Regions from separate parts of the Homo sapiens genome. Here region 1 is linked to region 2. A link is an interaction called in ENCODE POLR2A ChIA-PET data of the cell type or tissue named here. Cell type or tissue: GM12878. All regions are shown on one strand. Links, peaks and the distances in the headings refer to the core of each region. The heading gives the core; the rest is flanking DNA. Region 1 has its middle 19 kb from the start of MAP3K8. Region 2 has its middle 31 kb from the start of MAP3K8.

The links. ChIA-PET counts read pairs that join two places held together with the same protein. Peaks named below come from ENCODE experiments on the same cell type or tissue, not always from the same donor. Only the 100,000 strongest peaks of a DNase experiment are listed, where the experiment ranks them.
Region 1: POLR2A ChIA-PET joins it to region 2 with 6 read pairs; 11 of 35 experiments call an interaction of 5 or more read pairs at or near these places.

Annotation. Positions count from the first base shown.
Region 1 is chr10:30,412,552-30,416,957 of GRCh38, reverse strand. No RefSeq gene overlaps it. Among named protein-coding and RNA genes, the nearest start is that of MAP3K8, 19 kb to the left of the region's middle. In GM12878, for the core only: a CTCF peak has its summit at 2,772; no DNase peak of the experiment used is centred there; H3K27ac peaks cover 354 bases.
Region 2 is chr10:30,463,391-30,467,796 of GRCh38, reverse strand. No RefSeq gene overlaps it. Among named protein-coding and RNA genes, the nearest start is that of MAP3K8, 31 kb to the right of the region's middle. In GM12878, for the core only: no CTCF peak of the experiment used is centred there; no DNase peak of the experiment used is centred there.

The DNA of each region.
Region 1 (4,406 bases), core at 295-4,294, 51 kb after region 2:
TGGAATTATTGGGGTCTAAGTTCATAGAACTCATTACTAAAGAGGGGATCACAGTTGAAAATCACATGTAAGTAAATTAATAAAAGTCTCTGAAATCTAAGTCAAAAATTAATATGGAAGCAAGCATAGAAAAAAAGCATCCACTTGGTCTGCATGGAGAAAAGTGCTTAACTCCAGCAATAACTGGATTTGATGAGATGTTTTTCATGTGGTAAAACATACTCTTTAGCGCTGTGCGTTATGGCTCATGCCTGTAATTTTAGCACGTTGGGAGGCTGAGGCAGAAGGATCCCTTGAGCCCAGGAGTTCGAGGCCAGCCTGGGCAACATAGGTAGACCTTGTCTCTATAAAAATAAAATAATAAAATAAAATGAAATAAAATGAAAAAAGAAGACCATATCCTTTTCAGAAAATTAAATACAAAGAGTAGGTGTGGTGGATCATGCCTATAATCCCAGCACTTTGGGAAGCCAAGACTGGAAGATCTCTTGAGCTCTAGAGTTTGATACCAGCCTGGGAAACATGGAGACAATCTGTCTCTACATAAAATACAAAAACTAGCCAGGTATGGAGGCTCGCTACTTGGGAGGCTGACGGGGGAGGACCGCTTGAACCCAGGAGTTTAAAGCTGCAGTGAGCTGTGTTCACACCATTGCACTCCAGCCTGGGTGACAGAGTGAAACTCTGTTTCAAAAAAAGAGAGAAAGAAAAGTAAATTAAAAAGTAAATCTAGAATTCCATGAATTATTGGCACACATCCAGTGATGGTCTTCAGTAATGGTTCTCATGCTTTAGCTAAAACCATTTATAAATGCTAAACCTTGTTTTAAAAAAAATACAGATTCCTGAATCGCACTTCTAGATATTCTGATGAAGTAATTCTAAGGGTGCAGCCCAGAAATCTATATTTTAGTAAGCTCACCAAATACTTCTGACTCACGAATCAGTTCCCTGGACCAACTTTAGAAACTATAGTCTCCCAAAAACAGAAAGAAAACTTACTTGGGAATACACAAAGCCAAACTGCAAGAACATTAGTGTCAGATTCCAAAATCCAATGTTCACACTTTAAAACATTTGCCTATGGGCACTGGTACATGACTTTCAGTCTCACTGATTCTTCATGGTCTCCATAGCAACAACGGCTTAGAAAAAGAAATCACAGAGGAAATAAGAAAATTGTTAATGCTACTTCTTTTTTTTTTTCTTTGAGATGGAGTTTCGCTCTGTCGCCCAAGCTGGAGTGCAGTGGCGTGATCTTGGTTCAGTGCAACCTCTGCCTCCTGGGTTTAAGTGATTCTCGTGCCTCAGACTCCCGAGTAGCTGGGATTACAGGTGCGTACCACCACACCTGGCTAATTTTTGTATTTTCAGTAGAGACGGGGTTTTGCCATGTTGGCCAGGCTGGTCTCGAACTCCTGGTCTCAAGTGATCCCCCTGGCTTAGCCTCCCAAAGTGCTGAGATTACAGACAGGTGTGAGCCACCACACCTGGCCAAAATAATGAAGTGTTTCATAATGATGATTTCTTACGCTAGATAAAATATTCTATTACTACCTGTATCCTAGGGTTTTGTGGGTGTTAACTGAGCCAATATACCTAAAATGCTTAGAACTATAAGTGGCTAATATTAATATTAATCACTTAATAAATGTAATATGTTAGCTGGGCATGGTGGCATGTATGTAGCTCCAGCTACTCTGGAGGCTATGGCAGGAGGATCACTTGAGCCCAAGAGTCTTAGGCCACAGTGACCTATGATTGTGCTTGTAAACAACCACTGCACTCCAGCCTGGGCATCATAGTAGACCCTGTCTCTAAAATATATATGTGTGTGTGTGTGTGTGTGTGTGTGTGTGTGTGTGTGTGTGTGTGTATGTGTATATGTGTGTGTATGTGTATATACGTGTGTATATATGTAAATATACATATATATGTGATATACATATAAACTTAGATCTCTTCATATATGTTACATACAATGTAATATGTATATATGTGTTATATATAATATACATGTTTACATATTACACATGTTTATATATTGTTACATAAAATATATATCAGATGTAACACATGTAAATATGATATAACATATGTAACATAAATATGATATATACATATGATGTATACATATATGTAACATATAAAAATAGAGATCTATATTTACATATATTACATATAAATTATATTATATATAATATAAATATGTAGTATAATACATATTATATATTACATATAAATTATATGTAACATATGTATAAATAGAGATCTATATTTATAATCTAATAGTATTCTAATCTGTGGATAGATTACAAATTAAGTAGTCCCCTCCTCACATTGGAACTGTAGATTGCTTCTAACTTTCCTACATATATGGCATTGAAAATTCCTGTATGTACCTTCATGTGCATCTCTAATTCAGATAGATTTCTAGTAATGGAATTACTAGATCAAAAAGCATGAACAAGTTTAAGGGATGGACCTATAATCACAATGATTAGAAAGTCAGTCAAATCTGTGTTGGAATCACCACTTATTCTATGACCTTGGTCATTTTGCTTAATTTTCTCAATTTTCATATCCATAAAATGGGGATAACAACAACATTCACAGGCATATTGTGATGTAATTAGACACAACACAATACTGTCACACAGTATGTTCAAAGTAAATGTAAGCTGTTTTTATGAGGACATTTGAAACAGCAGGGCATTGCTTCATCCTAGCATTGGGTGAGAAAGCATTGGACAGTTTTCAACAGTGACTCCATGTGGCCATAATAGAAATAGCAGTGGCAGAAAACACGTGTTGTCAGAAATGACCAGATTTATCAGTTCTTTCTTTGGTGTTTGTTAACAGGACTGTCCATTTGGATGGCCAAAGCCTGTGCCCGAGATTCTTTTTTTTTTTTTTTTTTTTGAGACAGAGTTTCACTCTTGTCGCCCAGCCTGGAGTGCAACGGCAAAATCTCGGCTCACCGCAACTTCTGCCTCCCAGGTTCAAGCGATTCTCCTGCCTCAGCCTCCCGAATAGCTGGGATTACAGGCATGTGCCACCATACTTGGCTAATTTTGTATTTTTAGTAGAGATGAGGTCTCTCTATGTTGGTCAGGCTGGTTGCCAACCCCCAACCTCAGATGATCTGCCCGCCTTGGCCTCCTAAAGTGCTGGGATTACAGGCGTGAGCCACCGTGTCAGGCCATGAGATTCTTGAATAATTTGATACAGACAAAGTTCAGGAAAGAGATAATGGGCCCTGCTAATCTTTTTTTTTTTTTTTTTTTAAGATGGAGTCTCTTTCTGTTGCCCAGGATGGAGTGCAGTGGTGTGATTTCAGCTCACTACAACCTCTGCCTCCCATGTTCAAGCGATTCTCCTGCCTCAGCCTCCCAAGTAGCTGGAATTACAGGTGTGTGCCACCACGCCTGGCTAATTTTTGTATTTTTAGTAGAGACAGGGTTTCACTATGTTGGCCAGGCTGGTCTCGAATTCCTGACCTCAGGTGATCCACCCACCTCAGCCTCCCAAAGTGCTGGGATTACAGCTTGAGCCACAGTGACCAACCTGTATCTTTTAATATATTGCATGTATAATATATTGCACATGTAATATACTGTGACACACACACACACACGTGAAGCAGCTTGTAATGATTTCTAAGGAAACAACATAACAACAGTCTATCTCTCTGCATAATATAACCATGAGGAGTCACTTTGGCAATTTTATTTGTATCTTATATTTCCCAGCAAAATCTAAGAGTGAATCTTAGTGAATGGTTGGGATTGGCATGCTGATGTAGTTCATGAAAGTCCTCCTGGCTTGACCTGCTAGAGAAGTTGGGAGGCCCAGAATTTAGAAATACAACCAGAAGTGATTACATAACAAGCATGTTGACTACATTAAACAACTGGCTTGTCAGATGATGAATATACACATTTCACTCATTTTAGTTCAGAAAACATGTCAATCTTAAGCAATTCCATGGTTTCTACAATCCACTCATAAAGATTAAATGAAAGAAAATATGATTTTAAAATAAGCTTTTGGCCAGGCATGGTGCCTTCCGCTTATAATCCCACCACTTTGGGAGGCCGAGGCAGGTGGATCGCTTGAGGCCAGGAGTTCCAGACCAGCCTGGCCAACATGGGGAAACCCTGCCTTTACTAAAAATACAAAAATTAGCTAAGTATGGTGGTGCACACCTGTAGTCCAGGTATTTGGGAGGCTGAAGGATGAGAATCACTTGAACCCAGGGAGCAGGGGTTGCAGTGAGCCTAGATTTGTGCCACTGCACTCCAGCCTGGGCAACAGAGCGTGACACCATCTCAAAAAAAAAAAAAAAGAAAAGAAAAGAAAAGAAAAGAAAAAGAAAAAGACATTAAATTTCTTTCCTAATGACA
Region 2 (4,406 bases), core at 319-4,318:
GACAAAAGACTGTCCTAGTGCCAGCTGTTGCCATCCTGTAGCCTCTCTCCATTTTTTTTTTTTTTTTTTTTTTTTGAGACAGGATCTTGCTGTGTTGCCCGGGCTGGAGTGCAGTGGCATGAGCATGTCTCACTGCACCCTTGAACTTCTGTGCTAAAAGCTTCTGCCTCAGCCTCCCAAGTAGCTCAGACTACAGGCACATGCCACCATGCCTGGCTAAGTTTTTATTTTATTTTCTGTAGAGACAGGGTCTCTTTCTGCTGCCCAGGCTGGTCTTGAACTCCCGGCCTCAAGCGATCCTCCTGCCTGAGCCTACCAAAGTGCTGGGGTTATAGGCAAGAGCCACCATTCTCAGCCCTCTTTCCATTAGCGTCAGTCCGATGGGCTCACCGTCACTGGTGCGTTTGCAAAAAGCAAGAATGAACCAAAAGTTAACTCCACTGCAAGCTCCAAGCCTTCTTTCAGTAGTGCCTATTACCCCTCTTTTTGCTGAAAATATTCTTCTTCCTTCTCATCTCCCTTGATGCCTTGGAAGAACGTTAATTAGGCTGAAAAGAGTCAAGCCTATTCAGATTTATAAATGGACCAGTATGAAGGTATGTTCCAATGAAATGCTGTCTGAAATTCTACATACATATGGGAAAGATAAAGCGGAATTTCATTAAGCTTCATAGAAAGAACATTTAGCATTAATGAATTAAAACAATAATAATAGCCAACATTTGTAGGGAAATTCCATATCTCCCCTAATCTTTAATGTTATTTGTATAATGATACAATTGCTAGGCCAACTCAGGGTACCTTGGTGTAGAGCCGTAATGAGAGACCGCTATGCTCTTAGCTGATTATGCATTGATTTGTATTTCCAGTTGGCCTCCTTGTACAGTCACCAGGATGAACAAGATGTCATTCAATCAGCAATTATGCTCCAGGCAGCCAGATAGCCAATTATTATCACCTTTGGTTCTGTAATATGTGGTGAAGCAGATGTCTCGAAATTGGTTAAGTACTCAGAATTTATCCCAGCCTTGAAAATAAACGCAGCGCATGCTGTGTTCTTAGGTGTGCTGGCTATGACTGGTCATCTCTCACTGTGATTTTGAAGTGTGACAAAACAGATTTCCCACAAAGGGGTTAAACATAGGCAATGTGGGAAGGAATCTATACTCCAAGTTCCAGTTGTTGAAAATGCAGCTGTTGCTCCCGGGGCTGAGGACCATTGTCCAACAGAACAGGAACGTGATTCTCTCTCCTGTCCACGCTTGTATCTGCACACCCTGCCTAGAGAGAGCTGAGCACAAATCCGGATGAGGGTGTTTCACAGATGAGTACAAAAATGCTTGATGATAAGGTCTTATACCTAGAAAACCCTGAAGACTCCACCAAAAAAATTCCTACATTTGATAAATGAATTCAGGAAAGTTTCAGGATACACAATAAACATACAAAAATCAGTACCATTTATTCATATCAGTAACAATCAAGCTGAGAACCAAATTAAGAAAACAATCTCATTTACAATAGCTACCAAAAAAAAAAAAATACCTAGGCATATATTTAACCAAAGAGGTGAAAGATCTCTGTAAGGAAAACTACAAAACACTCCTGAAAGAAATCAGAGATGACCCAAACAAATGAAAAAATATCCCATGCTAATGGATTGGAAGAATCAATATTGTTAAAATGACCATACTGCCCAAAACAATCTGCAATCTGCAATCTACAGATTCAGTGCAATTCAAAATGCCAATGTCATTTTTCACAGAATTAAAAAAAAACCCCTAATATTCATATGAAATCACCAAGTAGCCAAAACAATCCTAAGGAAAAAGAACAAAGCTGAAGGCATCATATTACCTGACCTCAAATAATATTACAAGGCTGTAGTAACCAAAACAGCATGGTACTGGTATAAAAACAATTGCATAGATTAATGGAACACAGAAAAGAGAACCCAGAAATAAAGCTATACATCTATAGCCAACTGATCTTAGACAAAATTGACAAAAGCATAAAAAAACAAAAACATATAACATATAACAAAAACATAAAAAAAAAATGTTTGGTAAATGACTGCTTTGCATTTCTCCTCTCTCTGGCCCAAAGCAAACCTTTTTTTTTTTTCTTGAGATGGAGTTTTGCTCTTGTTGCCCAGGTTCAGTGACTGCAGTGGCGCCATCTCGGCTCACTGCAACCTCCACCTCCCGGGTTGATACGATTCTCATGCCTCAGCCTCCCAAGTAGCTGGGATTACAAGCGTGCACCACCATGCCTGGCTAGTTTTTTGTATTTTTAGTAGAGACGGGGTTTCACAATGTTGTCCAGGCTGGTCTCGAACCCCTGATCTCAGGTGATTCACCTGCCTTGGCCTCCCAAAGTGCTGGGATTACAGGTGTGAGCCACTGTGCCCGGCACAAAGCAAGCTTTTGAAACCTGATGCTGATGCCTAAACCTTTTAGTCATCATCTTCTTATGCATTGGCGATTCAATGGACATTTAGAAAGCCAGCTCACAGGCAAAAGGTAAAATTGCAAGTAAATACTTGATGAAAAAAGCCGTTTTGGAGGCAGATGGGAATATGCATTAAATCAAAGAACCTTCTAACAATTCCAAAATGGAACGTGCTTCCTTTCAGCAGAGAGTGGATAAGTAAGAGAGACTAGAATCTTCTCTCACTTATGTCTCCTTCAGGGCCCAGCACAGTTGCTTGCCCAGAGTTGGTCCTCATAAAACTTCAACTCTCCATTAATAGGCCCGCTCTCCTGCTGGGCACATTCCCTCCTGGGTGCCCATGGGGCAGGGCATCAAGCAATCTTTACTGCTAGTCACATTGCAGACCTATGAAAAATATCCCCCAGGCCCGCCAGAAAACACTGGCTTTCATATTGAGTTACACCACAGAAACTTGCTGTCAATAAAAGACCAAATTCCTTGTGTCTGCCAGACAGTGAGCATGCATCAGCAAGGAACCCAGGGGACTGACAGAATCCCTTCCAGGTCCCACTGTGGTGCTCGGTGACATGGCAGTCATCAGTAGAAACTTAGCTCAAGGGGCACTGGCTGATCCCCAGATGAGAAGCATCTCTCCAAGGCTAGGCAAATTCCCATCAGGTCCAGTAAATTCCTGGTACGATCTCCATCATCTGCTTTTGAATATTTCACAGACCTCAAGGAAAACACAAAGGAGGTGGTGACAATCAGAAGATGAGGCACTAGCATTGGTTGTGGGACCTCCAGCAAGCACGTTCATCTACCCATCTAACTTGCCAGGTGCTTAAATAAGATCATCTCTAAGGCTTGAGCTGGAAAAGCTCTGTATACATTCTGCAGTGCATTCCAGTGCTTCCATCCAATTCCCGAAGCAGGAATTATCAAAGTGGCTGGAAGTTGCTTTCTTTGTTTTTGTTTGTTTGTTTTAGAGACAGGGTCTCACTCTGTTGCCCAGGCTGGAGTGCAATGACATGATCATAGCTCATTGCAGACTTGCAATCCTGGGCTCAAGCAATCCACCTGCCTCAGTCTTTGAAGTAGCTGGGACTGCAGGCATGAGTCATCACATCCAGCTAATTTTTGTTTTTAGAGATGAGGTCTTGTAATGTTGCCCAGGCTGAGCTTTCAGGACATGATTATTCTATTCTAACTATACTCAAGCCTGACAGCCCCACTGCCCATCTTCTCATAAGGGGGTGAGTAGTGCATTCCTTTGGAATTCACTTGGGGCTTCCTTGCTCCTCTTGAGCTGATTCTCTGGTGACTCATCCTAGGGTGCAACTTTTGGCCTCCCAGGTGAACAGTTCTGCAAGTCCTCAGTGCACACAGAGCTCTCAGCCCCGAACTTCCCCTCATAGTTCTCTCTCACGACCGCTTCCTCAGCCACCAACACTATTGATCAGCTCTTAGCAATCATCCCCATTTCTCTCCATTAGAGTTCCAATTTATTTCAAAAGAATGGTTTTCCCAGCCTGGCCAATATGGTGAAACCCCATCTCTACTGAAAATACAAAAATTAGCCTGGCATGGTGGCGGATGCCTGTAGTCCCAGCTACTCGGGAGGCTGAGGCAGGAGAATCGCTTGAACTCCAGAGGCGGAAGTTGCAGTGAGCCGAGACGGCACCACTGCACTTCAGCCTGGGCGACAGAGTGAGGCTCTATCTTAAAAAAAAAAAAGAAAAAGAAAAAAAAAAAAGAGAGAATGGTTTTCTCCAAATGGAATTTGTTAACTAGAACTCAATTCATATTGACTATGTGAGTATCTCATGAAAATTATCAAAAGCTGTATACCTTTAACCAAGAGCAGGTCCAAGTTTTGTTGGGCCTGATCTAGGGTGATATGAAATTAGGCACAGGCAGCTAAGCTATGAATACGCAAAGGCATACAGAGTGAAATAATGGGGGAGGGTGGGGCT